Regions from separate parts of the Homo sapiens genome. Here region 2 is linked to region 1. A link is an interaction called in ENCODE POLR2A ChIA-PET data of the cell type or tissue named here. Cell type or tissue: PC-3. All regions are shown on one strand. Each heading gives the region's core, and the rest is flanking DNA. Links, peaks and the distances in the headings are about the cores only. Region 1 has its middle 8.1 kb from the start of TSEN2. Region 2 overlaps SYN2 (synapsin II).

Region 1 (2,914 bases), core at 266-2,765:
CCCTGCAAAGCTCAGGCCTGGGCTTTGTTGCTGTGGCAATGTGGCGTGGTAGGGTCCCATTCGTCAGCATTTCCAAGGTAAGAACCCAGTCCCGGCATTCCACAAATGATCCCACCACCCTGCAACTGCTGTCCCTGCCAGAGAGAAGTGAGCGCCAGGTGAGGATCACTTCAAGGAGGAAACAGAGGACTGAGGAGCAGGTGCAGGGGCCCTGGTGAAAATGTGGCTCCTCCTATGGGAGCAGGGTGGCTGGCAGTGGTCACACCTTCTAGTTTCTCACCCTTTACCACCTTCTTTTTTGTCATTTTCTCTAAACTCATGGTTACATAGACCATTTCTTAATGTGTGTTCTTGACAGACCACGCCCACTTTCCGGCACCAGGTGCTCCAACTGGAATAAAAGGGCAGTCCTCACTTTGCCAGCCTCCCAGAGCTGTGCTGACCAGCATGTGAAATCACGATCCCGAGTGTTCTTTGGAAACTGTTCCTCACTACCAAGTGATAAAAGACCATCGCTTCTCCTCTTTCCTCCCTTCCTTTCCATTTGTCATGGTACACAAAATAATATGAGTACACATTGAGCCTAGAGTTTTAACTTTCATCAGCCTGTTTTCCCACTCTTCGATTCCTCACCACGCCTCTGTTAGTAAATATTTTTATTCTCCCCATTTTAAAGATGAGGAAAGTAAGACTCGGAGAAGTTAAATAATTTACCCAAGGTAACCCAGCTAAGAGTGACAACAGGGGGATTTAAACCCACGTCCTCCAACACAACAGGCCCTTTTGCCTATGTTGATGCATTTGATGTACAATGTATTTTATGATCTCATATCTTATCCAAAAAGAAGGTACAGACAACCTTTAGTGTTATGTTTCCTCTCTTTCTCTCTCAAAATAACATACATATCTTCTTTGTTGCAAGTTGTTTTTGTCTTGCATGTGACTCCCCTGTAGGTCCCCACCTCTGAGCTCAGAATTTTAATTTCCTGGGTGGCTGAAAAACTCTGGTCTCCTCACAAGAGATACGGAAGAAGAGGCCGAACATGGCCCAAACCTGGCTTTCCTGCTTGCCTGGGTACATCTGCCTCAGATATCAAAAGGCCTGGATTCCAGGCAAACCAGGAATAATGCCCCAGTCATCAAATTTGAAACCAAAACTCAGCAAAGACATATATTTGCTGCCAGACAGCAAATAGCTTTTTCTTTTCTTTCTCATTTTTTTCACCCAAACAAAACATCCTCTTATGAAATATGTCCAATTTGCAATATTTACTTTCCCTTTATTTAATAACAGGAAAGGGTTTGCTGGACTTTTGTTGATTTTTGCATTTCTTATTAAAATTCTTAAGGGGGTTTTGGGGGAACTTAATCAGCAAAAAGGAGGAGGAAAAAAAAATCTCATGTGCATTCCACAGGACTTATTAATGGAGGAAGCTTGCTGTTTGTTTAAGAGCATGTTCTGATGGGAGAAGGCAAATCCTCACGTGTTCCAGAGGCTTCCTCTGACTCTTCCTTTTCTGTGCTTCCTTCTTGACTGTCTCCAGAGCATTTCCGAATCCCTTGCTCTAAACCTGCCCAAGAAGATGGAGCGGAGTTTATGCCCCACCGCCAGGCTGGAGGGAAGCTCGCATTCACTGAGTGCCCAGTGCAGTTGCTTTACCCTCGACCTCAGTTTACCTCAAACCAGCCCTCAGAGGGGGCTGTTATGGGGACATTTGGCAGATGAGGAAACTGAGGCTTACAGCATGGAGTCCCTTGTCCAATCTCCCTCCCTTTCCTTATACTCCATGGGACTAAAAAGAAAGGATTCCTAGTATTCAGAGTCCTACATCCAAGGGAGTCCTCACAGCAACTTTCTGAGATAGCTACACAGTCTCCAATTTTCAAGGCTCAGAGAGGTAAAGAGACTTGTAAGGGTCACACATCTACAGAGTACAGAGCAGGGATCTGGGCTATGCTCGGCCTGACTGTCACATCCATGTTTATTTCCCTTCCCCAAGGGACCTCGTGGGGGCCAAGAGCAGCATGATGTTTCCTATAATGGAATACACTCCCCTAAAAGGTCTTGGTCCTGCCTTCCTTGGTTCCAGAACTAGACCGCAAGTAACTTCAAGGACTTTGTCTTTATATTTTCATTTGACCAGAAATACTTATAGTTATCTACATTACTATTAGTATATACGTCATACTATCATCATAGTATGTACATTTCTAGAATAGGGCCTCGTACGGGGTAAGTCTTAATAAATAGCATTGCAGGATAGTCAAGTCCCAATGTTCTCCTTCTACAGACAAGGAAACTGAGGTCTAGAGAGAAGAAGGAATTTACCTGAGGAGCCAGAAGACTGGAATGAGAATCCAGCTCTCTTGATTCCCTCCACGTGGTGCTTTCCCCAGCGTGTCTGCTCAGTGACCTGCTCATCCATTCAGTTCCTGTATGCCATCTCTACACTGGAGGGTTGGGACACCCAAGTAAACCCAAGGCGATATTTGATGGCAAAGCTCTCACAGTCTAGCAGGGGAGGAAGCTCTGGAAAGTTGGACTCTCAAGTAGTGTGGCCAATGCTAACTGAGGGACGCCCAGGAGGAGGAGGCTGAGGAAAGACTTCTTGGAGGAGTGGACTTTTGCTGGGTCTTGGAGAATGGGGAGGAGCTGACCAAGTCAGAGAGGGCACCCCAGGCAGAGGGACCTACCTGAGCAGAGGCCCAGAGGTGTGGACACACACGGCATATCCAGGAACCATCAGGCAGCCTGCCTGGGAGAAGCAAGCCTGGAAAGGAAAGTGGGATCCTGGCTGTGAAAGGGCCTCAGATGCTGTCCTTAGGGGCTTAGGTCTTATACCAAGGGCGACAGGGCCACAGGGAAGGGAGGAAGGAGGGAAAGTCTCAGCCAGATGTGGTTTTAGAAGATGGC
Region 2 (2,914 bases), core at 142-2,641, 300 kb after region 1:
CTTTGAAATGTCCTCAGTGCCACCACATCAGAGTGCCCATTCTACCATAACCCTCAACCCCCACAAGTCACAGTGAGAACACTACTTCCTTTCCCTTCCTCTGGGGACCTTCTTGGGATCCATAAGGCACAGTCTGAGCCTGACACTGCAATACCCATACCCGGGAAGCCAGCTGGAAACCACTCCATCCCATCAGCCTTCAGGACTCCTCCACTTTTCCCTCCTGGTATCTGAGTCACCATCTTCCCTGGACTAACTTTGGTCAGGCCTTTATCATTTCTTGCTAGAATAGTCTCCTAATTCTTTCATCTTTTTCTTTCCAATCTATCTTCTCTGGGGCTACCTATTAACCTCCTAAACCTTTTTTCTAGTTGTGTCTCTTAACTTCTCTAAATCACCTAGAGCTGACATTTATGGCGTGCTTACTGTGTTCCAAGTAACATGGATGCACTATTGTGCACTATCTCCCTGTACCTCACAGTACCGTATGAGGTATCATCAGCACTCCTGGTTGCTTCAGCATGGCTGGGCTTGCCCTTTCTAGCCTTCTCCCTCCTTTATGTCATAAACAGCTGCTCAGTCCAGGCCTGATCCTCTACTGTTCATTCTCTAGTCTGGCCCATGCCTTCAACACCACAGCCTCTCATGGTCAGAGACAGATACTTAGGTGAAGGACAGAAAAAGTCCCAGTTTGTGAAGCTACCGGACTGGCTCTCGCTGGTCTCTCCCCCAGGGCCTCATGCCCAGTACCACTGAAGGGTCCCAATGCATCATCTCAAATGTTGGCCAAGAGCAGCTTACGATGTTCTCCTCCCAGAGAATTGGTATTCCCAGAGAGGGTTACAGAAGACTATGTGGCATAAGAGCAGAACCAGGGCCAGTGGGCACAAAAGCTCTGGGCAGACTTTCACCTACAAGTAGAACTTTCTTTTGTAAAAATAGTGAGATAGGCTGTTTTGGGAGGTAGACGTATGTGTTCACATAGTGGGTAGTGAATGACCTGACAAAGACATCATAGATAATATTCCTTTTTTAAACATGAGATTGACTGGATGAATGCTAAGGTTCCTTCCAATCCAGTGAAACTATGATTCCAAGAAAACGTTTTAAATCCCATAGATTAAGCTTTAATGGTAGAACTCCAGACACAGGATGAGCTCACAGGGGTGATCACACCATGTAGGCTGGCCTTGTCTTTCCTCAGCCATAGGAATATACATGTAAGACACCCACGGATGAACTAAGCCCAGAAGTGCCCTTTTCCAGGCTTGAGAGGAAGAGCTCCCGGAGGCAGTCCTTTGGGCTGCAGCCTGGGAATATGCTTTGGCCACCCTTGATGGCGCCTAGGAAGCTTCTCTTGGCCCCGGCTCCACTGAGATTGTGTATGGAAGACTTCTCAGGGGCTACGGGAGGCGGGGAGGAGAATTCCCAAGGACTGTCCCTTGCCAGGCTGAGACACCCTGGCTCCACCTACAAGCCTGCTGTCTACTAGGGGCTCCGGGCCTATTCCCTGTGGGGCTTGGCTACCATGGGATCTGTTTCCAGTCACCCAGAGCATCCTGGGATGCCGAATTCCACAGAAGTCTGGCCACTCTGGCGTCACTGCCAAAGGCTGGCCTGGAGCCAGCCCACAGCAGGAACTCATGGCCAGACTGAGAGGCAGAGCTTTCCTCAGGAAGTTGGATTGATTCAAACAGGTAAGAATGTGAAGTGCAGTGCTTGTGCCTAGCTGTACACAAAACGGAAGGGGAATAAATGACCTTATAGTAGCATAAAAAAAAAAAAACCCAGCTGGGTGCGGCTCACGCCTGTAATCCCAACACTGTGGGAGGCCGAGGTGCGTGGATCACTTGAGCCCAGGAGTTTGAGACCAGCCTGGATAACATGATGAAACGCTGTCTCTACAAAAAATACAAAAATTAGGTGGGCATGGTGGCATGTGCTTATAGTCCCAGCTACCCAGAGGGCTGTGGCAAGAGGATAGCTTGAGCCTGGGAGGTGGATGCTGCAGTGAGCCAGGATCACGCCACTGCATTCCAGCCTAGGCAACAGAGTGAGACCCCGTCTCAAAAAAATATATAAATAAATAATAAACCCCAACCAACTTTGGGTTTACAGAGTGACGACAGGCTCAAAGGGTGTCAGTCTGTAATGATGCTGCCAAAAATTGGATGCAGCTGGAGGTATGTCTATGTCTTGACAAGGGGAAGTGATAGGACCACTGTTCTTTTGGCTGATCAAGCCTCATGAGAGAGCACTGCAACCAGTTCTGGCCACCTCTTAAGGGTGATGCTAGCAGAAAAACATGGGTACATGGAGCAAATAGGATGGTTAGAAGTCTCGAAATGACAACTTTACACATGTGACTTTGGGCAAGTTACTTATCCTGAGTCACAGTTTCCCAAATGGTATAAATGAGGTAACCATGGAAGCACCTAGGGCTTAGTAGAAGATTGAAATTAGTCAAATATAAATCTGAATAGTGTCAAGGGCTGGCTTGGGTAGTAGTGAGCTTCCTGGCATGAGAGGTATTTCAGCAGTGCTTGGACAAACTTTGGTTAGGGGGGCTCATGTAGCTGCAGGCACATGACTTCTACAGGCCCTTCTGGCTCTAGGCTTCCATGAATTCGTTTATGCTTTTTTTTTTTTTTTTTTTTTTTCTTTCAGTTCTTCCGGTGTGTGAGAACTGAGACAATCCCTTCTTAGCTACAGAGTTCCAGACCAGCCTGGACCAGCTACAGAGTCTTAAACTCAGCAAGACCCCTAGGGTTATTGGACCTGTGCAGAGATGTCTTGCAGGTATAGGCTTTCAGGAGCTTGGCAAGGAGAGTGTGCCGCTTCCATCAAAGCTAATTGGGCTGGTATCCTGCTACGCTGAATCTACTGGGCTTAGTGATCAGAGAAGCCAGGGAGG

The links. ChIA-PET counts read pairs that join two places held together with the same protein. Peaks named below come from ENCODE experiments on the same cell type or tissue, not always from the same donor. Only the 100,000 strongest peaks of a DNase experiment are listed, where the experiment ranks them.
Region 2: POLR2A ChIA-PET joins it to region 1 with 21 read pairs; 6 of 35 experiments call an interaction of 5 or more read pairs at or near these places.

The regions. Positions count from the first base shown.
Region 1 is chr3:12,474,920-12,477,833 of GRCh38, reverse strand. No RefSeq gene overlaps it. Among named protein-coding and RNA genes, the nearest start is that of TSEN2, 8.1 kb to the left of the region's middle. In PC-3, for the core only: no CTCF peak of the experiment used is centred there; a DNase peak (open chromatin) is centred at 1,413; H3K27ac peaks cover 2,500 bases.
Region 2 is chr3:12,179,121-12,182,034 of GRCh38, reverse strand. The region is part of intron 10 of SYN2 (synapsin II); the gene reads right to left. Among named protein-coding and RNA genes, the nearest start is that of TIMP4, 22 kb to the right of the region's middle. RefSeq lists an enhancer at 2,685-2,914. In PC-3, for the core only: no CTCF peak of the experiment used is centred there; a DNase peak (open chromatin) is centred at 1,634; H3K27ac peaks cover 994 bases.